4 separate regions of the Homo sapiens genome follow, and all the other regions are linked to region 2. Evidence: chromatin contacts called from ENCODE Hi-C or POLR2A ChIA-PET data. All regions are on one chromosome and are shown on one strand. The core of a region is the stretch at or near the end of the contact, and the rest is flanking DNA. Distances in the headings are between cores, read along the strand shown. Region 1 overlaps KIAA0586. Region 2 holds the start of DACT1 (dishevelled binding antagonist of beta catenin 1). Region 3 has its middle 75 kb from the start of LINC01500. Region 4 has its middle 65 kb from the start of DACT1.

The links. Hi-C counts contacts between places; a loop is a spot of excess contacts on that map. ChIA-PET counts read pairs that join two places held with the same protein, here RNA polymerase II (POLR2A). Pooled maps may share reads with other maps.
Region 1: a loop to region 2 is called in a map of dorsolateral prefrontal cortex, with 7 times the contacts of the local background. The contact joins the enhancer-like site here to the promoter of DACT1 in region 2. A Hi-C loop is called at or near these places in 6 of 168 maps with a recorded cell type or tissue (Right ventricle myocardium inferior, aorta, ascending aorta and 2 more) and 11 of 50 pooled maps. POLR2A ChIA-PET finds 5 or more read pairs at or near these places in 5 of 52 experiments (AG04450, BJ, CD4-positive, alpha-beta T cell and 2 more).
Region 3: a map of dorsolateral prefrontal cortex shows a loop between it and region 2 (2.4-fold over the local background). The contact joins the enhancer-like site here to the promoter of DACT1 in region 2. A Hi-C loop is called at or near these places in 6 of 168 maps with a recorded cell type or tissue (Calu3, GM12878, IMR-90 and 3 more), 21 of 37 single-sample maps with no recorded cell type and 19 of 50 pooled maps. POLR2A ChIA-PET finds 5 or more read pairs at or near these places in 3 of 52 experiments (A549, IMR-90 and activated T-cell).
Region 4: a map of naive thymus-derived CD4-positive, alpha-beta T cell shows a loop between it and region 2 (7-fold over the local background). The contact joins the enhancer-like site here to the promoter of DACT1 in region 2. A Hi-C loop is called at or near these places in 7 of 168 maps with a recorded cell type or tissue (CD4-positive, alpha-beta memory T cell, GM12878, IMR-90 and 3 more), 1 of 37 single-sample maps with no recorded cell type and 13 of 50 pooled maps. POLR2A ChIA-PET finds 5 or more read pairs at or near these places in 11 of 52 experiments (AG04450, BJ, CD4-positive, alpha-beta T cell and 7 more).

What each region holds. Positions count from the first base shown.
Region 1 is chr14:58,530,810-58,536,962 of GRCh38, forward strand. All of the region lies in intron 29 of KIAA0586, which reads left to right. Among named protein-coding and RNA genes, the nearest start is that of DACT1, 100 kb to the right of the region's middle. RefSeq lists a silencer at 4,048-4,248. Within about 2 kb of position 2,767, at least 6 of the 41 ENCODE cell types and tissues checked have a DNase peak (open chromatin) inside an H3K27ac peak, as active enhancers do; they include dorsolateral prefrontal cortex, where a contact is called at or near this core.
Region 2 is chr14:58,635,186-58,640,481 of GRCh38, forward strand. DACT1 (dishevelled binding antagonist of beta catenin 1) reads left to right here and starts at 2,777. Exons shown (of 4, transcript NM_001079520.2): 1 at 2,777-3,362. The coding sequence starts at 3,018. RefSeq lists a silencer at 2,568-3,277.
Region 3 is chr14:58,751,029-58,756,359 of GRCh38, forward strand. No RefSeq gene overlaps it. Among named protein-coding and RNA genes, the nearest start is that of LINC01500, 75 kb to the right of the region's middle. RefSeq lists enhancers at 974-1,696, 1,743-2,037. Within about 2 kb of position 1,908, at least 22 of the 41 ENCODE cell types and tissues checked have a DNase peak (open chromatin) inside an H3K27ac peak, as active enhancers do; they include dorsolateral prefrontal cortex, where a contact is called at or near this core.
Region 4 is chr14:58,570,464-58,576,261 of GRCh38, forward strand. No RefSeq gene overlaps it. Among named protein-coding and RNA genes, the nearest start is that of DACT1, 65 kb to the right of the region's middle. Within about 2 kb of position 1,713, at least 2 of the 41 ENCODE cell types and tissues checked have a DNase peak (open chromatin) inside an H3K27ac peak, as active enhancers do; they include CD4-positive, alpha-beta T cell, where a contact is called at or near this core.

The DNA.
Region 1 (6,153 bases), core at 1,517-4,016, 100 kb before region 2:
AGCAATGGCAACAAAAGTCAAAATAGACAAATGGGATCTAATTAAACTAAAGAGCTTCTGCACAGCAAAAGAAACTATCATCAGATGAACAGGCAACCTACAGAATGGGAGAAAATTTTTGCAATCTATCCATCTGACAAAGGGCTAATATCTAGAATCTGTGAGGAACTTAAACAAATTTACAAGAAAAAAACAACCCCATCAAAAAGCGGGCAAAGGGGCCGGGTGCAGTGGCTCACGCCTGTAATCCCAGCACTTTGGGCTTTGGGAGGCCAAGGCAGGTGGATCACGAGGTCAGGAGATGGAGAGCGTCCTGGCTAACACAGTGAAACCCCGTCTCTACTAAAATGTACAAAAAAAAAAAAAAATTAGCCGGGCATGGTGGTGGGCACCTGTAGTCCCAGCTACTTTGGAGGCTGAGGCAGGAGAATGGCCTGAACCCAGAAGGCAGAGCTTGCAGTGAGCCGAGATTGCACCACTGCACTCCAGCCTGGGGGACAGACCGAGACTCCGTCTCAAAAAAAAAAAAAAATAAAATAAATAAAAAATAAAAAAAAATTGGGCAAAGGATATCAACAGACACTTCTCAAACGAAGACATTTATGTGGCCAACAAAGATCTGAAAAAAGGCTCATCATCACTGCTCATTAGAGAAATACAAATCAAAACCACAATGAGATACCATCTCATGCCAGTTAGAATGGCGATCATTAGAAAGTCAGGAAACAACAGATGCTGAAGAGGATGTAGAGATATAGGAATGCTTTTACACTGTTGGTGGGAATATAAATCAACCATTGTAGAAGACATTGTGGTGATTCCTCAAGGATCTAGAACCAGAAATACCATTTGACCCAGCAATCCCTTTACTGGGTATATACCCAAAGGATTATAAATCATTCTGCTATAAAGACACATGCACACGTATATTTATTGCAGCACTATTCACAATAGCAAAGACTTGGAACCACCCCAAATGCCCATCAATGATTGACTGGATAAAGAAAATGTGGTACATACACACCATGGAATAATATGCAGCCATGTGTATTATGACTAGTTCATGTCCTTTGCAGGGACATGGATGAAGCTGGAAACCATCATTCTCAGCAAACTAACACAGGAATAGGAAATCAAACACCTCATGTTCTCACTCATAAGTGGGAGTTGAACAATGAGAACACTTGGCCACAGGGAAGGGAATATCACACACCGGGGCCTGTCGGGGGGTGGGGGATAGGGGAGGGATAGCGTTAGGAGAAATACCTAATGTAGATGATGGGTTGATGGGTGCAGCAAACCACCATGGCATGTGTGTACCTATGTAACAAACCTGCACGTTCTGCATATGTATCCCAGAACTTAATGTGTAATTGAAAAAAAAAAGGAAAAAAAAAGTATGCCTGAACATGTATGTGTATGCAGCAGACAAGAGGAGGTAAATACCTATGGCTGATAAGATGGCATCAAACTACATACCAAATTGTTACTTCACTTCTGTTTCTCTGGCTTACTTCAGAATTACCTTGCATAGGATGAAAGATTTAATGGAACAGGAAAGGGTATTTGTGTTCAGCCTCAGCTTTTAGGATGGGAGTAGCCAATGGGTATAATCTGGGCAATCCTGCATGTGCAGACTGGGAAACCCAAGTCTTATATCTCATATACCATAGTAATTTTTACAGTTCCACAGATGAAAATGAAATGAAATCAATTCCATCATTTTCAGAAAAGATATCTTTTAAGAAATCTATTATTATTATTATAAGAGCAAAATAAAACAGGATCACTCTTTTATATAATTACAAAATATTTTTAAATATGTGCATGACAAATGCTGTGTAATACACCTCATTATTTTCAGTGTCCCTGATGGGCTCCTTATCCTTGACCTAAAAATGGTGATTCCAAATTTAAGACTTTCTTGGGTATATTTTTTAATTGGAATAAATACAGAGGTCAAAATTACTCTTGGGTTTCTAAGTAAGAAGAAATGCAATTACTTGTGAATTATTTTAAGCTCGAATGCTATTTGCTCTCTGTTAAAATGGTAAAACAAATTACTCGTTATGGAATATATACCCACAAAAGTCTTTCAGTAAAATGTTATTGCTAAAATGTATCTTAAAATCTAATTGTTAGTCTTTGTTACACTTGTCAGCTCAGAATGGTCAGGAACCTTTTTTTGTGATAAGCCTCACAGAGGCTATGGAAAACAGGAGCACTTTTTTCTTGGGAATATAATTGCAGTAATACTGTACCACCTAATGGAGTCAGAAAAAACAATTTATGTAGAAATATAGTTCTGAGAGCCTTGCGATTATTGCCTTTTGTGTCATTCTACCTACATTACACAAAGTAGGACTTAGGAAGTCCTGGAAATCATATGTTGGATATTTTCTAATTACTGTGTCAGCATGATCAATCATTTTCTAAATTTGCCAGTTTCCTGAAATAGCTTAGCTTATGTTCATAGCACTTTAGAGGAAGCAGCATAAAATTAGTTTCTATTGGTGTCACAAAAGAAATGAAATATTTATCTTTGGCAAAAAGACCTGTACACCAAACTTCAATTAATGAGTACAAGAATTAGAAATCAAAACTTTGTTTAGTCTAAGGAAAAACAGTTCTTTAAACTGTAACCACATGGCTGTTTCTTGTTTGCATCAACTCTGGGTGACTGTTATTGTCTTCTGTGAATTCTCTGGGGCAGGGGCCTGACTTTGTTGAATGAGCCAATTGTTTTCATTTGTGTTGCCCATCTAGTAAGTTCCCATCTGGTTTGTATCAGACTGTTTTCACAGCCAACAACTGCTGCCTTCTCTATATCCTGACACTTCAGGGCCCCACGCTATCAAAGCACTGCTGCGATGGCCTTGCTGGCAGGGCCTATACAGCTGTGCCTTACAGCTTGGAACTATTACCCAGAGTAATGGTAACGTAGAACTTGGACTGGCCCTTATTCCCACTGGTGTCGTGTGTACAGTGAGCAGAAACCCACCCTCTCCCTCTCTCCCCCTTGCCCCGAAACTTGCTATTCAACAGAAAATCTTTAAAGCTCTTATTTTAGGATGTGGAATGGTGGTGTTTTTATTTTCTAGTGGCTTCCTGTATTTGAAAGCTCATTTTTCATTCTTTCACTCTTTCAAAAGTTACCAGGTCTGGCCTTAGGGAAGTGAACTGGTCACTATGTCACATTTAATTTTTGTTTCCATATTTAGTTAGGAATGGCTAGAGATGTCAAAACCCACTGTCAAGGCTACACAGATAATACAGTATATTTTTAGTGATAACCACAAGCCATAATTTGAGAGAAGTCTTCATATTTAGGAAGGGTTTCCATCTCAGAAAATAGATTTTCTGTGTATAGATACAGAGGCACTTAGCTTCAAACTGCTTAGTAAATATTAGGGAGTTACTTTGCCATCAGCTTTGGTAATTATCAAATGTCATTTATAAGAATGTTATAATAGTGACCTTCTCTAACAGTCTGTGGCCTGGTATAATATAGGTGTATTAGAATTATGGGTGTTATTATTGACAAAGATATGGTTGAGTTTAAGTGTAGTTATGATATTATTGCTTAATAGACATAAACTGAAACAGCAAACTTCTTTCCTACCAAAGAAAGGAATTAAATGTGAATTTACAATGTATTAAGATTTTTTAAATGCTGAAGATTAGTTAAAACTGGATTATAGTTTGTGCTTTCAATTAAATCAAGTGGCTGATTGTCGTAGAGCACGAAGTATCCTAGATAGTAAGCCCTGTGAGAGTTAAACTACAGCAACAACAAAATCTCACCTTCTGCTTCTGAATAATTTCAGTGCACTGGTATTTCAAGGTTTTAGGAAAAAAAAATAGAAAGGAATTCATCTTTGTAGTCAGCAGTACGGCCTATGACTTAGTGTAACTATTTATTTGATATTAAAGGTTACCTAGTAATGCCAGTAATTTGGCTTAATTTTATCATTGGAAAAAAGTTTAAAACTACAAAGGTATCATCTTTTAATTGCTGAAACTGCCCTATTGGTTTCTTCCATTTTAACTTTTTTATGGAAGAATAATATACATTCAGAAAAGTACACATATTGTAAGTGTACAGCTCAAAGAATTTTCACAAATACAGTACACTTGTGGAAGCAGTATCCAGCTCAAGAAATTGAACACTGCCAGACCCCCAAAGGCCCTCATGCTCCCTTTCAGCCACAGTCTCTACTCCCACAAGCATAAAGCCACTACTCTGACTTCCAACAACCTAGATTAGTTTCCTTGTTTGCACTTCACATAAATGAAATCATACGGTATGTATGGCTTCTTTCACCAGGCAAACCTATTGTAGTTTTTAAGATTCTTTTAGTTTTTAAACTATTATGGCATGCTTTTATAAAGAATGATCTGAGAGGAATTTGTTTTAGTAGCTGTTTCACAGGCTGTTCAACTAACAGGAAGTGAGTTGTAGATAAAGTTGTCTATTAAAACATAGAGTCTCTCAGTTCTCAACCAAATTTTAATGCTGGAATGTCCCTCTAGACATTCTTGCCCCTAAAAGGCAGGCACTCTCTCTGTCATAACACCAACAGGAATACAGTCAAGTACTTAAATGCTTTTTAATAAGCTTTAATAATTGAATGTACATTACTCAAGTTAATTGTGATTTGCATTCAGGATAGGTGGGTCATCTATTTTCTGAATTAACTATCAACTTCTTGGCAGTGGGATATATACTTTTATGCCGCCAGGATCCTATTTCTGAAAATGCTATTATTTAAGAGAGTTGGTATACCTACTAGAGCCAATGAGTAACTTAATTTGGAGGATCTGGCCAGGTTATTTAACAAGTACTAACTTCTTTTTATATATTTTTAAGTACCCTAATAATTTATTGGATTTTTTTTTTTTTTTTTAGTGAACTCAAATTAGTATAAAAATGTAGCTATCCTGACTGTTACTAATTTTAGATGTCTCCTTATTGAGTTTTGTTTTAAATTCTGTACATCGTCCCTTTAAAAATTTATGTTGTTTTGTGGGTTAAAAAATTCACATTTTGGGGGGCTTCATCTTTATATCCTTATTTTGCAGTTAACAGCCTTATAGTTTTATGCTGTTTTCTTAGATAATCCATAAAGAATTTGTTTAAAATAATACTATAAAGATTTACAAATGTAAGTATTACTATACCAGTGACTCTTACTGAAAATAGCATTGAAGAGTCAGAAAGTAAGCTTTGAAGCCCAAAATAATTTTTTTTTAAATATGAGTATAACTGTTATAAAGCCCAAATTTCAATTTTTTAAAAATACCAATTTTTATAAATGTCATTTTATTTTAGATTTGGGGGTACATGTGCATGTTTATTGCATGGATATATTGGTTTATTGCATGGATATATTGGTATATTGCTTAATTGTGGGGATTGGGCTTCTAATGTACCCATTACCCAAATAGTTAACATTGTACTTGATAGGTTATTTTTCAACCCTGCCCCCCCTTCGCTGGCTTTTGGAGTTTTCATCGTGTATTATTTCTATCCGTATGTCCATGTGTACCCATTGTTTAGCTCCCACTTATAAGTGAGAATATGTGGTAATGAATTTCCTGCTTCTGAGTTAGTTCACTTAGGTTAGTGGCCTATGAGCTCCATCTATGTTGCTGGAAAGGACATGATTTCATTCTTTTTTATGGCTGTGTAGTATTCCTTGAAAAATACCAATTTTTGAAAAGGATGTACACTAACTATAACATGGTTTACTTTCACTTGGCACCAGAGATAGCAACAATATTTTGAACGACTATTTGAAATGAAAAGCTAAAATATTGAAATAAGGGGGGTATTTGGAAAAGGCACAGTGTGTACAAGTAGTGCAATCCCAGTACTCCCTGTGTGCCTTCAATTAAAGCTTTTTCAGCCAGTATCCCTGCTTTTCCAGGCTGGAATTCTATTTCCAAATCTAAGTTCACTTGTTCTTTATTTTGTAGTATCTTCAAACATTTAAGTAAAAGCTAACAAGTCAGCTTTTTGTGGTAAAGATAAAAATATAAATTATATTTATAGTTAATATATAACTCAATTTCTAGTCAGCATTGCTCATTCAAAATTTCCATAGAAATGTTAATAGAACTTTATAGATCAAATAATTCCAAAATTTTCCT
Region 2 (5,296 bases), core at 1,527-4,026:
GGGGGAAGTGAGATTCCGTTGGCAACAGAAGGGAGCAGTAGGCGATCACTTTCAACTGCTTCCGGAATACCTGCAACAAAAACAAAGAATCAAAGAGGAAAGAAAATCCAGGCAACTAGACTGGAGGGGAGAAAATTTGGCTGCTAGCTTAAAAAGAGAATAGGGGCAACCCAGCCTGTCTCACTTAATCTGATGACATTGGGAGTTTTCCTGGAAAAACAATTACAGCATTGAGCTCCTTGCTTCTAACTTCATTTGACAGCCTGAGTTTGTTTTAATTGGCATGTGAATGAACAGCATTATTTATTAATGTGTAATGGATACTTTGGAAAGCATAACCTTTTTTCCTATTCGTGACCATTTTATTGGCGGAACCATCTGAATATATTAGTTTTAATATTTAAACTTGCTGAGAACACTTTTTCATGGAGATATACAAGCTGTTACGGCAAATGGCTTGCTTTGGACTAATGAGCCAGCTCAAAGTGGCATTTGGTGAGGAGGGGGGTTGGGAGGGTGGGGAGGTTTGGAGACATAGCGAGCTTGTCTGCCTGACTTAAGATTTATTAGTAGTGTGTAAAAATGTGTTTCAGCTTTTTTTCCCCCTCAACTATACAAATATAGTTGTCGATGTGTGACATAACACAGGCCACAATAATAGACTCCACCCAGTCAGAGGAATCTAATTCAGAGCTGGAAAGCAAGAAGCTTGTTTAGAAATGAGCAGAATGAAACAATGACAGAGGACATGGGTGAGTGGCATTTGGCAAGCAGGATAAGTCACTATCCTTTCGTGCCTTACTAAAATTAGGGAGGAAAATTAGTTCCTATATTATAAAGTAGTGTTTGGCAACAGCAGGCATAAAGAATAGATAACCTGAAGAGAATCGATTTTGTATGCTTATGAACACCTGACCATAATTCCATTTTTAGAGCTAATATACAACCTTGTTAATTATGAATCAAGTTTGTAGTTCTTTCATGTCTGTGGGAGGCAGCAATGGGGAGGAAAGTGAAAGGTGGCAAGGGAGTTCTTTTGTTTTTGTTTTTTGGTAAATGTCAACTTAATTCTATTTGTAGTAGAGATTAAATGGGTACTATTAAGTTTAAAAGTATGCTAATGAAAAAACAATTTACAACCAATCTACATTCTCGAGTCTCTCTCTAGCAATTGTCAGGTGAATGCTTGCAAGGTAATGTGCTGAATACAGCGATACTAAGAGGGTATTAAAACAGTCCCTGCCTTCAGGAAGCTTTCATAATGTAGATGGAGAGAAGAGATACACATAAACACCTACGTAGATAGATATGCGTGTGCACACCCAGATAAATAACCATACAGGTAGCATGGGATCAGAATCAGATATTTATATAGTTAACTGGAGCTCAAAGGTTGGAAGGGTGGTTAGACCACACAGAGAGGGGAGGAAAGAAGAGGAATTCCTAGCACGGGTAAGCAGATGGGCAAAAGTGCAAGTGTCTGAAATAATGATATAGGATGCACTCTTTCACACAACACTTTGCCTGAACTTCAGCAATTGTGACTTGCTGGATTGAATTTCCGAGGTTCTTGGATGTACTGCTTTTAAAGATATATGTGGTACTTTTCCACAGATAAGCCAGCTAGTGGAATTTTCAGACCCCTATCCCACCGGAAATTTCAGTGGGATAGGGGTCTGGAGTAGTGTGTTCCAAGCAGAGATGACCAATACATGATACTTCAAGAGGGAAGACTTATAAATCCCTCTGGAGAAAAGCTACAACTCATATCACCTTTACTATCTATGTGCTAGCCACGTTGTAAGTGCACAGCCCCCACAATATATAGCATATGCTGCATACTATTATAATTCTTCAACAGCAGGTTCCCATAGCAGCTGCTCCCTTTTACAGTGGGGGGAACGTACACAGAGAAGGGAGTAAGTTGCCCGCACAGCTATTTAGGGGTGAAACTGGGATACAAATCCAGACAGTCTGATTTCTGAGTCAGAGCTCTTATTGTAAACGCAGACTAAGTAATAATAAAAGCTCAAACAAAAACCAAAGCGCGCACGCGCGCGCACTCAAATCGTAGGCTTGTAAAAGAATTGATGCAACCTCTCGCTATACAACGACATCCTCCTGCCTAATTTTAAATGCCGTCCATCGTAAGACCGACGTTAAAAAATTAAAACGACAACAAAACTTAAGTTTTAGAACACTGCATTGTGCTCTGTATTGCTTGCCTTTACAAAGTGGAGTTAAGGAACCAACCCCACAGTGTCTGTGAATACACTTGCAATACCTTGCTTGGGAAGTGAAAGAAACCTAACTCGGTGTGAGTGGAAATGAGGAGTGGCCGTGTGGGGAAAGGGTTAAGACTGTGCTGCAACTTGGTCGAGTTTCAGAAAGTTCTCCGGAGAGCCCAACTGCCGCGTCCCGTCGCGGCCCCTGCCTGCGCGGCCGACTGTAACAGGATGCTGGGGCTCCAGGCGCTCGCCCCGAGCTTTGGGCGACGAGAAAGAGCCAATGAGGAGCGAGGGCAAAATCGGGTGCAGTAAACCCGAAAAGGGGGCGAGGAGGCCCGCGAAGAGAGCGGGGGAGGAGGCGGGGAGGGGCGAGGAGGGGCGGGGAGGGCCGAGCGAGGAGGAGGCGGCTCTGGGGGCCGGGCGGCGCGCCTGACAGAGGAGGGGAAGCCTGGGGGCGCAAGCGTCGCAGCCGAGGGGCCGGCGCGGGGAGGCGGGCGCCAGGCGGGGGTTTGCAGGGCCGCCGCGCGTGACGTAGCGCCGGGCAGGGCGTTATCAGCTGCCGGGCCGCGGCGAGGGACGCGCGGCGACAGCGGACGGCGCTGCCCGGGCCGGGACAGCAGCAGCCGGCGGTCGCGCGCAGGACTCGAGGGCTTCTAGCCACCGTCCCCGCCAGCGCCGCGCCCCGCCACAGGGCGGCATGAGCCCACCCGCGGCCGCAGCCCTAGCGCCCTGCTCCTCCGCCTGGGCGGCCCGGCTGCGGTGACGGCTCTCGCTGCCCGACTGGGGGCCATGAAGCCGAGTCCGGCCGGGACGGCGAAGGAGCTGGAGCCTCCGGCGCCGGCCCGAGGCGAGCAGCGCACGGCGGAGCCCGAGGGGCGCTGGCGGGAGAAGGGCGAGGCAGACACCGAGCGGCAGCGCACCCGGGAGCGGCAGGAGGCCACGCTGGCCGGGCTGGCGGAGCTGGAGTACCTGCGCCAGCGCCAAGAGCTGCTGGTCAGGGGCGCCCTGCGCGGCGCCGGGGGTGCGGGAGCCGCTGCGCCCCGCGCTGGGGAGCTACTGGGGGAGGCGGCGCAGCGCAGTCGCCTGGAGGAGAAGTTCTTGGAGGAGAACATCTTGCTGCTAAGAAAGCAATTGGTAGGTCGTGCCCGAAGGTGGAGCACGGCTGTTCCTGCCCAGGGGCTGGAGGTCGGGCAGGTGGCCTGGGGCGGGCGCGAGGTTGACTCTGGCTGGGGAGATGCTCGCTGTTATGGGACGCCCCCGACCGCCCCATACCTCCCTGATCCCCTTCCTGAGTGCCCGCGGCGTGTGGGCTGCCGACGCCCACGCGTTTCTGGCGTGTGCCCGCTTTGTGTCTGGCGACCTCGCGCGGATTGCGGGAAGGGGGTGGCCGCTCTTCCCTCCTCCTCTGCCTTCGGGATTCTTGGAGTCGCCTAGTTCTAACGTTCGGTCTCCTTAGTTAGATGAGTATATGCCCTCTCCCCAGCGGTTTGCAAACTCCCACTTAAAATACCATTTTATTTGGAGGTTTTCTTGACTTTATCTCCTCCCGCCGAGAGGGGCCAAAAGCCAAGGAGGGGGTTTGTGGCGTGCTTAACTGTCCAGGGCCGAGTTTTACGATTACACTGGAGCGCCTGTAGGGAGCCGTGCCTCTCCGAGAGCTCTCCCCAGCATGCCAGCTTTCACCCAGGCTGGTGCTTAATTTCAAATAGAAGCCCTTTGTATAAGGCAGCTCAAACTAGATGGAAATGATGGAAATTTGGCTGGAGACTGTGTCCCCTCCTCTCATATTTTATACGTTCTGCCAGCTGTGATTGGTGGTGGAGGTGGGAGAAAAGAGAACCTGCTCTCGGTAAGCATTTATCTTACTGGGTTTCTGTCAGTGTCTCAGTCTTTCTATGCAGTCTTCATTAATGGGGAAGAAAAAGAACTTTGTAGCTTAATGTATTGATGAACAGCTTTTGACCCCGCCTCAGAATAATGGCGACAGCTTTGTTTTCAGTGACCTTAAAATGTAGTTTTGGAAACAGCAAACGTCCTCACCTGACCAAGTGATACTATCTAAACTAGACACATGCCAGGTAGTGGCCCTCCCACAATAAAGTGGTGATGCTGTGCAGTTGTCATGTGTTTTCTTCTATTATCTCTTTTCAGATCATTTCTTTTCTCTGTGTGTGTGTGTGTGTTTTTAAGCACCAAAGTGCTTTTACTTGATAGGTTCATTTTTCCTGAAGAAATTAATTGTAGCAAACAAACATACAATTTATGTCTCCAAGCTTTTTAAGTCAAAAGACAAGAGGCGTAGATATTCATATGCATGTGTTTTGTAAGGATGTACACTGTGGTTTGTGTAATATCTCTGTTTTGGCATTTTACTGTGCTGCTTCGGTCACAGACCAGATTCCTATGTAACATTCATTTGAGCCAGTTCTCACTGGTTATGGCTGGTGACTTTTACATTTTATTGTTTTGTGCAATTGCACCTTTTTGTCTGCATGAATCTCAAGATTGTAAGTGGCGCATTCCTATTGTCCGCTTGAGGGGAGCAAAGCAGTATGTCAAGAGAATTCCAGTCCAGTCAGTATTTATGGTACTATTTTCATTTGTAGACTTGGCATTCATGATTTGAACCAGATGCTTTTTGAGTTCTCCCGTTTTTCCAGCAATAGGAAGCACTAGGTGGCAGTGTGAGTTAGCACAATCCATCTGTCACCTTTGGAAACCCAGAGGCGTTCAAATCTCGATGGGCCTTCCCATGAGGGTTTTGGATTCTGCCAGCTCACATTATACTTGGCACTGGCTATTAGTATTAGTTTCTCACTTTCAAAGGCTCTAAGACTGATTAAACCCCACAAAGCAACTAATAGAAAACAAAACTCTGCAGGCCAAGACATTTGGCCAGAAAATCTCACCTAAGATTATAGTGTATTATAGGAAATCTCTTACTCTCATTTCAAATTAAAGAGTCTACTGTGAAGTATTGTTTTTTAAAAGACTGGTTATACACCAGATGATTTAAAGTCTCAGTCCATTTTTCTTGTCCCTATCTATGAAAAGTCAGTTTGTATATA
Region 3 (5,331 bases), core at 658-3,157, 110 kb after region 2:
GTCGAGCCCAGGAGCTGTTGCAACCTGGTTGGGTGTGTGCACAATTGGGGCAGCACTGACGCTCCAGCCCCCTGCTGCCTTGGCTGCCTCTGGACTTTGGGCACTGGTAAGCATGGGAGGGAGCCTGAGTGGGGGCTAAGGGCGGCTCTGCATGGGCCTTTAGGTGTCCCTCAGCATGAATAGCCTGGGTGACAGCAGGAGGCAGACAGGCTCCTGGGTGGAAAGGAGTGGGTCCCTAGTGAAGCTCTACCTTCGAGCTGGGGAAGGCCTGAAGCCTGACGGCCAGGCTGCCGGCCCCACAGACCAGAGTGGGAACTTACGGTACTTTTTCCAGGCCCACCCATGGCCACCCACGGACCAATCAGTAGGCACTTCTTCCTCTCTGAAGTCCATAAAAACCCCAGACTCAGACAGACTCAAGGAGATGACAGGACAACCTGCCTGCAGAGAGGAGCTCCCCACTCCAGGGTCTCCTCTCTGTTGAGAACTGAACACTCATCGGGACGCCCTGCCTGTGGAGAGGAGCTACCCAATGCAGGTCTCCTCTGAGCTGTTCTGTCACTCAATAAAGCTCCTCTTTGCCTTGCTAACTGTCCACTTTTCCCTGTACCTCATTCTTCCTGGATGCAGGACAATAACTCAGGACTCACTGAATGGTGGGGCTGAAAGAGCTGTAACACAAACAAGGCTGAAACACACCCCTTGCTCACCACACTGTGGGTGACAAGGAGAGAAGAGAGAAGGAGAGAAGAGTTGCGGCCCTTCAGGGAGCCCAGACCTAGGATCTCCCCCAGCCAGGGCTGTGACACCCTCTTTGGGGCTCTGCGGTTCCTGGTGTCTTCAAGCTTCTGAGCACCACTGGATTCCCCAGTGCCAGCTATGGAAGCTGCTTATGGTACACCTGGGCTGGCACCTGGAGCTGTCTGCCCCACCCACCACCAGCATGCCTGGCTGTGCACAGTGGCCGGACCCCATGCTTGCTCACTCATATACCCCTTACCGCTCCACTCGCTCTTGGCAGGTATGAGATCCAGGCCAGTAGAGCGAGCTGAGTGCAGCCTGCCAGGCTAAGTGGGCAGTACAAGCCCAGCAGGCCTGAGGAAAACTTGGGCAAAGGTGCCATTGGCCCTGTGGCTTTCAGCTGGACAAGCAACACCTCAAGAATCCCGTGACATTACTATAGTGGCCATTTGACAGATGAGGAAACCATGGCTCAGAAAAGTTAAGTACCTTGCCCGAAGTTACCTATTTGGATAGAGAAGGAGGTATATTAACCTCAACTGAAAGCCTGGCTTGGCTAAGGTCCCTCTGAATGGCTTGCTGTTATTAGAATTAGCGGGAACGGGGGCCTAGTACTAGCTGATGGAGAAGAGGCTCATACTAAACTGAGGATCCTTTGAGCTACAAAAAGCTGGGCACGTGAGCTATAGTCATTGCCATTGGCAGCTGGAGTCCATCCCGATCCCAAGGCTGGGACTCAAGCCACAAATGACCTGCTTCAAAGTATTTCTTAATTCAAATTAGGAATACTTTCATTCAGTCCATAAACAAGTCCATTAAATTATGAGTGTGGCTGTTCCATCTAAACAATCAGAAGTAATGCCTCTCACACTAAAGCACCTACTGCATTTTGAGGAATGAAAAATTTGCCTCTTAGCTAAATATATGACAGAATGTGATGTTTTAATGAAAACCTTGGTACAATTATTGTGAATCCAGTCCTTATCCTGAGCTCAGAATATGGCCCAAACTCTTTTCGGTTCTATTCATACTTTCAGCTAAGTGTCAGGATTCAGGGCATGCCCATAGCAAAGGCTGGGCTCAGTCACAGCAACAATAGAAAACGCAGTTCCAAGCAAAAGGCAGGAGCAGGCGTGTTGCTGGCAGACAGCCGACTTGGCAGGCAGTGGCGGGGCACCTTCCGGGAACTTTGCTCAACAGTCCAAGTGACCCCGAGAGTCCTATGAGAGAAGCTCAGAAAATCAGAAGCAGAGGGTCACATTTGATCAGTCCACAGTGTCTTCTGAGGAAAGGCCATCACATGTTTTACGGGGAGGCTGGCACCCATGTTACCAGTTCCTGTTTTTCTGTTAAATGTTACTGTTTAACAGAATAACCTTCCTGGTGCTGACTTGACCGACAAAAATAAATTTAAGGAGATATTAAACTGTTGAGAGTCAAGTGTAGAAGAGGAAGGGGAAATTCTTACAACCAATTGCAACTATGTATCCGAAAGCAAGGGGGCCAGAAGCTTTGTATTTTAATTGCAAATTTAAAAATTCCCAATCTTGTGATTTTCTTCCAAAGCAGTTGTTACTCAGCTCCTAACACTTCTCGTATTCTACACGTCTTTAATCACTCTTTTCACTTTTGCCTCAGGGAAGCAATATCCAATTTACGAACATGTTTTTTTCTAAAAGATTATTTGTAAACTGGTTATTGGGAACTAAAAATACATTTTTCCATAGAAGTTATAACGTTGTAAATAGCAGTTAAAATCTCAACAGACTCTTCATACAGTAAAACTCATTAATAATAATATACAGCTATTACTATAAGGAAGTGAGTTCCTCATTCTAATTCTAAATTGAGCCTCTACCTAATCAATTAACTCCTGTGGGCTCATGATTGTTCTAATCAAAAATAAGAGAACAGGCCAGGCATGATGGCTGATGCCTATAGTCTCAGTGCTTTGGGAGGCTGAGATGAGAGGATTGCTTGAAGCCAGAAGTTCGAGACCAGCCTGAACAATACCGTGAGACCCTATCTCTACAAACAATAAAAATTATCTGGGTGTGGTGGCATATATTTGTAGTACTAGATACTTGAGAGACTGAAGAAGGAGGACCCCTTGAGCCCAGGAGTTTAAGGCTGCAGTGAGCTATGGTTGTGTCACTGCACTCCAAACAGAGGAAGGTCCTGTCTCTAATAACAATAATAAAAATAGAACTATTCAAATCAAGAAATATCAAGTGTTTGTGTGGAATGCAACTTAAGCTCAATATTATAATGTCACACAGAATGGCATGAAGGCAATTAGGCCAGGGTCCGGGGGCGAGGGTGACTTCAGCTAGGCTTTGAAGAATGATTCAGATTTGAATTGGTGGAGGAAAAAGGGAAGATCATTTCAGGCAAAATGAGTAAAAATATGGAAATAGGAAGAATCCTGGATGGAAAATGAGATGTGGTAATGGGGATATGCTGGAGAAACTAAAGCTTTGTATGGAGAGTAGAACAGCCTTGGGACAGCTGAGCATTTGGACTGCCTCAAATGAGGAATTTGGAATTTAAAGAAAGAAGGTGTTTAATAAATATTTGTTGAATGAATGAAAGGATGTCTTATTTATATTATACTTTGGTTCCTAGCCTTCTCTCCCCCTGATTTATTTTATCTCACTGTCTTCTCCTATTTCTTTCTTCTCAGGCCTCTTGAACCTTCTAGTTGTTTTTTTCCCAGCATATATAAAACTTTCTCCATCTTCCTACACAAGTGAGCAGGAGCATTTCCATGATTCTTAATTAAATCCAGTAGTTTTTGGAAATCCTGCTAAGGAGGCGTTACATCTCCATTTGCTGGCTCTTCATTCCTATTACAGGCCTCCTCCTCTCCCCACTGTGAGCCTGGGAGGGAGTGCACATGGGCGTCTTCAAGGTTTCTAAGTAGGCTGCTCAGCAGTGGGCTCCTCTGGCAGATCCCCAGCAACCCAGAGCCCTGAAGTTTTGCCCATATGCATGACAGATTTTATTTGATTTGTTTATATATTTTTTGAGACAGAGTCTCACTCTGTGGCCCAGGCTGCAGTGCAGTGGCATGATCTGGACTCACTGGAACCTCTGCCTCCTGAGTTCAAGCGATTCTTCCACCTCAGCACCCCTGAGTAGCTGGGACTACAGGCATGTGCCACTATGCGCGGCTAATTTTTGTATTTTTTGTAGAGACAAGGTTTTGTCATGTTACCCAGGCTGGTCTCAAACTCCTGGGCTCAAGTAATCCACCCACCTTGGCCTCCCAAAGTGCTAGGATTACAGGTGTGAGCCACCCCACCTGGCCTTATATCTATATTTTAATCAAAACAGTCTCCATGAACTTTATAACTGGATCTGAATTCCCACTCTTAGAGAGTCATTTGTTTCCTTTAGGCCAGAGTCCAGTTAAAAGTAGAAACTTATGTGGGTAAAGCCTTATTGTTCATTCAATGCTGAATGTGAATGAGTTTGAAGTCCTTTGAGTCATTAGGGCTTTGAGAAACATTCTCTAAGGAGTTGCTCTCAACCTGGGGAGCTGTATAAAACATGCAGACTATTGGGCCCCACTCTTGGGAATTCTTATTTGCTAGGTCTGAGGTATGGCCTGGGGATTTGCCATCCATGGCAGATAGAAACTCCTTGCATGATTCTGATACTAGTTAAAGCTGTAAAGCCGCTGATTATAGCACAGTGCCTTTCCCTTAGCAGAGAGTTATTGTGTTGAGTGCTTGAAGGGGAGGCCTAAGCCCGAATGGGCAGGCAGGCCTTGGTAAGATTCAGCTGTGGGGGCTTGTTTTCAAATGGGGCTCTGTGTTAAAATGGGAACTGCCTGCATAGAGAGTTTTTGGCCACTTTGGGCTACTCACTTGGGAGATGATGTCTGCTGTCGTCAGGAAAAGGGGGAGATTTTTTTCCCACTTCAGAGGCTTTCTTTGGGTATGCCAAATTGAGTTTGTTTAGGCTCTGTGCTGTGCAGAGCAGCTGGGGAGAGGAGGAGCTAGCAGCTAGCAGCTGGCTCTGAAGTTAGCATTCTGTGTGTAAACACCTTGGTACCTACAAGCCAGCAGCTTCAATGTCTTTTGTGACACCTCCTCCCTGGGAAGTTTCTACCTGTTGGCTATTGTGCCCACTGTTTCTACAGTGGTCCTACCATCAGGGCCTGTTTTGAGGCTTGTGGCCCTCAAATTTTTCCAGTGTAGAAATAGATTTCCCCAGTATAGAAATATTTGGTGGGGGAAGGGAATTTTGAACAAAATTACTCTGTAATCTCCCTGGTGATGGCCTTTGGCATGGCCTTTCTCTGTTTGCTTCACCCACAATATTCATGTGGCAAAGATAAAAACAATAATGGTCCTCTTTCTGGATCATTATAATTTGGAGGGTTTGCCCAGGTTGGGTGTAGACAAAGGGAAGGAATGATAATTTAAAGCAGATGTGCTATTCTTATGTAAACTGAGCCTGAGGTACTACAGGAAAACTTTGGCATTATTCAGGCCCTGAAACTGCATCTCTGAAAGTTCATTTTCCTGACAAGCATCTCTCCTCTTCTTCCTACTCCGTTCCCAGCCCATGTTCAGGAGAAAA
Region 4 (5,798 bases), core at 463-2,962, 66 kb before region 2:
AATGGCATGATCCCAAATGAGCAGTGCTTATTTGGTACTGAGTTTATTGGAGAATCATAGAATGGTTCACCAAAAAGGGTTTCAGCCTATTCCCATTTTACAGATGAGGCAACCGAAGCTCCTAAATGGAGCACAGGAAGCAGAATGTCTTGCAGATCTGAGGTTGAGGACCACATGTAAGAAGGAGCTTGGGTACCCGATGACTTCCTTGAGGAGTGTGCCAGCCCTGGGTTGCCCAAACCTGGACTTCTTATTACATGACAAAAAAACCCAGCTTTTGGTTTGGTCACTGTAGTGGGGTTTCTATTACATGTAGCCACATACACTCCCTACTGACACAGCTATGTTCATTCATTCATTTATTCACTCACCAAACAGTTATTTAGTTTTAGTCATGTGCCTGCAATGTACAGGCTATGTTCATAACACTAATAGCTAGCATTTATGGAATACTTAGTACATACAATGCTTATGCCGAGAACTTTACATGTCTGTTCATTTTGTATTCACCACAACCCTCCAAAGTAGATATTATTATCCTAATTTTACAAATGAAGAAACTGAAACTCAGATGAAATAACCTACTCAACAGCACCCAAGTAATAAGCTCCAAAGCCTCTCTGACACTTAACTGCAAGAAATTTCACTTTATTTATCCTTTGGGACATAGGAACCCATACAATTTTTTCTTTGGGTTTTTTTTTTTTTTTAGAAAGATCAAATTCCATCTTTATAATCACACTGTGAATTAGATGTAGTTATTCCCATTTTCTTTTTCTTTCTTTCTTTTCTTTTTTAGACAGGATCTCGCTCTGTTGCTTAGGCTAGAGTGCAGTGGTGTAATCATAGCTCACTGCAGCCTCGACCCCCACCTTGGACTCATGCAATCCTCCCGCCTCACTCTCCCAAGTAGCTGGGACCACAGGTATGTGCCACCATACCTAGATAATGTTTTAAACTTTTCTGTAGAGACAGGGGTCTCCCTATGTTGCCCAGGCTGGTTGGAACTCCTGGCCTCAGGCGATCCTTCCACCTCAGCCTCCCAAAGTGCTAGGAATTACAAGCGTGAGCCACTACAACTGGCCACTGGGCCAATTTTAAATGTCTCTGGCAGGGCTCTCTCCCACATTGCCCACTTCTCGTCCAAGAGAAAACGCTCACTTATCCTTGCACCTTTCCCTCCCCCTTGGTGGGATGTGTGGCACTTCCCATCTTTAAATGAGATTAAGAGAGATCAACTGACTTTAATACAATTAATTCAATGTGACAAGCATGTATTGGGCACTGTGTTCTGGATACTTAGGTGCTGAGGCTACAAAGCCAAATGAGGCAAGGCCTGGCTATAGTGTATGCTGCAGGGAAGGCAAGGCTTTTCTGGAATTACAGAGGTGGCAGAAGTTGTGTTTTCTCCGGCTGGCATCAATTCCTGACTTTCTGTCAGCAGAATATTCCAGACAGGCTGGTTTCTATAAAATTCCTAGGGAGAATCCCAGGGTTTAGGTTCTGGGGGAAGGGAAGAGAGGAAATTGGCAAAAGATACTGCTTGAAAAGGCTGTTTTTCCGTCTTTCCAAATCAGGTACAAAATAATGAACTGACACAGAACGCTTTCTATTTGTTAACTGTTCAGTTTTCCCTAGCACAGGGAGGAGAGTGAGAGAACGGCAACCTTTGCCACATGATTGGAGGCAGATTTGTTTACCAGATCAAAGCCTGTGGGTAATGGAAACCTCGGGGTAGAGGGGGTGGTGCCATGCAGCGGGGCCTACAGAGCCTACTTAGCTGAATGTCTTACTCTGTATATTCTGGAGCTTGAACTGCACTACTTTGAAACGCCAGCTCTCTTTAGATTAGTCACAGGGGGATACCCAGGTTGCTGGAATTGCTCAGGGATTCCAAGATGTTTACAGAGTGAAGCTACTGGGTCTGGATCACGTTCCTTTCAGATACTGTAGACATATCCTGTGACTTAAGGGAAAAGTGACAACGTCTTTGTTCCTCTAACCTGTGGGTAGCTAATTTTGAAATGATTAACATTTCCTGGTGTTAAGCTTTCTGAAAGACTCTCTATGTATCTAATGATTTCTAAGGAAATATAGAATCTACACTATAATGATTTTACTGGAAGCCAAAGGAAATACATTAATTGTAAGTGTAGAGCAAGAGGGCAGGAAAGAAGCACCGCAAATCAACATCCTCATCACTTCCAGTGAGGGAGGCTGGGTGAGAAGGGGGCCAGGAAGACCTTTACTTTAAGTGTATTGTTCAAATTGTTCTTCATAATGAATCTGTACTAATGTGTTACTTCTACAACATCAATATTTGTTGAATGCTTCTAGAAAGAAAAAAATCTTTTCCATAATATGTATTAAAAGTGTTTCTTGAGTTCAATTATTTCCAATTATGGAAATCTCGTTACTCTTTTTAAAAGAACAACTGAACATAATGTCATGTCTTGAAAATAAATGTTTCAAATGACAAGATAGTTTGGGATTGGAATTCCCTTCTCCAGAGGTTGTTTGCACTGGGAATGGACCCATAATACTTCACAAACAGTGCTGGAATGATTTGTGACTGCTAAGTGCCCAGAGACCAAGCAGCCCCTGGTGTGTGCCTGGTACTGTTATTAATATATCTGTCATCTTTGCCTGCTCTACAAATGTTAACTGGTTCATCCTCAAGTGGTATGAAGAAGTTCTTTGCTGCAGTTTTTGCTGAGGAATATATAGAGGTTAAGGGGGCTTTTTCTTTTCTTTTTTTTTTGTTTGTTTGTTTGTTTGTTTTTTGAGACAGAGTCTCGCTCTGTCACCCAGGCTGGAGTACAGTGGCATGATCTCAGCTCACTGCAAACTCTGCCTCCCGGGTTCAAGCGATTCTCCTGCCTCAGCCTCCCAAAATGCTGGGATTACAGGCATGAGCCACTGTGCCTGGCCAAGGGGGTTTTTTCACTGTGATTTTTGTGTGGGTTGATTTAGCAGTTGGTGAAATAGTGAGGGAATGGAAGGCAAGAAATTCTGTTCCATCACCAGCATGATGTCCTTTATGCTTTGTGTTCAAGGACTCCACTTCTCGGCCATGTGTGGGGCGTGGACACCTTCGGTGAGGCTGGGAGTCCCTGTGTGGGGGCGTTGAGAGTAGGGAGTCCTGGCTACTGAGTCCACGGGGGGTAAAGGCTGTCACAAAACCCTTTCCCCTTCTACCTGAGAATTTTACCTTCGAATAATTTCTTTCTCTGTTTCCCCCAGAAACCTGACAAAGGTAGTATGTCAACTGTGTTATTAGGTATAGTAACTGATGTCAAAAATGACTCCTTACTGGTAAATTGCACCTGTACTGGGAGAACTAAATGCCTAAGAGGAAGCCATAGCTTTGGGCTTGGCCGAGAGCAGTGACTCTTGACACAGGGTATGTCCCTTGAGGTGATGCTGACAGCTGTTGTGGAGTTGTTACAAGACATATTGGCTCCTGTGGGGCATGAGGCTCCGGGGCTAGGGAGGATTCTACATGTGCTTGATGTGGTCTCATTTTCTTGTACTAGAACCCTGGGAAGCCAAAGAGGCCATCTCTTGCTGTATGGATTGCTGTATAGATTACTTCCGAGGAAAACAAACGCTGATGCTTCACTGCTAGCAAATAGAATATCCTGGCTTATATCCTGATACCAAGTGTGATTGACTGCAGTCTTGTACGTCTGAATATGTAGCTGAGTCTAAGAAGCCCCTCGATGGGTTTCGCAAATCCACTCTGCAGCCATTTCCTAAGAAATGTCTCTTCCAGAGGCTTGTTGGGAGCCAGACATGGACCCATTTTCCTTCTTGTAGAACCCACAAATCTCTCCCCTTCCTTGTCTATAGGGAATCTCTTCCTCTGAATGTCTTATTGAAGTCTTTTTGATAATCCCATTTTCCCTCATGCTCTTAACACGATCTCTATGGTGAGTATAAGTCCTTCAATAAGACTAGAGGAGCCATTGCCTTCAAGTATCTTTGCCTTCTGCCCTGCAAAAACTGCTGAGACAAGGAAATACTAAAGTTACCTGTTGGGAAAGGTGGGCAGTGGGGAATAGAAAATAAAACTCAAGTTAATACATAGGAAACCATGCCGTCACACTTGTTAATATTAATAATAAAAATCCCTTACCTTTATCCAGGGCTTGGTTCTTTGCAAAGTGTTTTCACAACCAGCCTCTCATTTCAGCCTGACAGTGCCTTGTAAGGGAATCAGGCAGTGATGTGGTAAGCACTCAAAAGGGAGAGGGAATCCCTGGTTTGTGCCAGTTTCATACTACCAATGATTTAACAACTCTGAATTTCTAGATATTTAGCAATTGGCTCAGGGGAGCTGGTGTGAGCAGACTCTAGCACCCCCTTGGAGTCAGGACAGGTATAATCATCCTGATTTGAAGGCAAGGAAAGTGAAGCTCAGAAATGTTGTCGAAGGCCACAGAGTTAGTAAGAGGCAAATCTAGGAACCTGAACTTATACCTGCTATTGCATGCTTTTTCTTGCTGAAGTAAGTCTATCCTTCATGCCATGTGGAATAGTAAAAAACTAAATCCGCAAACCACCAAGAAGAAATGCCTAAAACTCCCTTCTAATGTCTGTATTATCATCAGTCTTCCTTTTCTTCTCTTTCCCTTTTAAGAAAAGATTCTGTCAATGGGCAGTATCCTGTCCCCTCTTCACCCATCTGGGTCCTTACTCCACAAATCAATTTCTTCCTCTTGCATCCTAGAATCACCCCTCTCTAACCTGTGACTAGCGCTTCCTCCCTAACCTATGACTCCCCTTGCAATTTCTCTAAACTGACCACCTGTCTCTGACTTGCTCACCATCTACTTCTGGCCACCAGGCTTCTTGACAAAGTCAAACCGCATGCTGCTTCTATTTCAGCACTTTCCACTCTTGCCTCAGGCCACTGTCATTTGATTCACACTCTTCTAAGGCCCCAGATCTACCCTCTCAAAAGCCAACTGTGTCCTCCTCAAGGCCAAATCCAGGCCTTATCTCAGTCTTCCTCTAGCTTATTCTTTTTTTCGCACTTGACACCACTGATGACATCCTTCTTGAAAGGCATTTCTTACTTTGTTCCCTGCTCGGTGGTGGGTGCTAGATTCATGGGTTCTCATCATGTCTTCCTGAGTGATCCTCATCTTAGGGAAGAGGCTCTCATGAGCATCCAGACAGAGCCTGGGCTAATGTTTTATTACTCAGTCATTGACTCTGTCACCCTCTCTCTTCCATTTCCCTCTGCTGCTTACATCAAACACGACACTTGGCAAAGCTGACCTGACCGCCTTTAAAACAGTTATTATGTTCATTTTAATTTTATCTGCCCCCTGACTCTGTGAAGAAGCTGCCACCTTGCAGCACTCACCAGATAGCACACGAAAGGGGCACACCAGGAGACAGCCTCTGTTGGTAGAAGTCCACAACATGTAGAGATGACTGACCTGACACCTTGGCTCACATCTCTTGAGTCTCCTGGCCCCTGACTTTACTATTCTTATATATTTGTGTTTACTCCTTTGGATTTTACAGCTTGGCATGCTGCAAAGAGCACAGACTTTGTGGTGAGAAGGATCTGGACTTGAATTGTGGTTCTGTTGCTTCCTAGCATTGTGGCTTTGGGCATGCCATGTAAACCTTCTGAGTCTGTGTTGTCATCTGAAAAATATATTATATCCTGTTTGCAAGTAGACTATGGGCTGTGAGTGAGATATTGTATGAAAAGCGTCCAGCATGGCTAGCACTTGACAAATGGCAGCTGTTGTCATTATTTTTGGTCTTCTGTCCTTCTT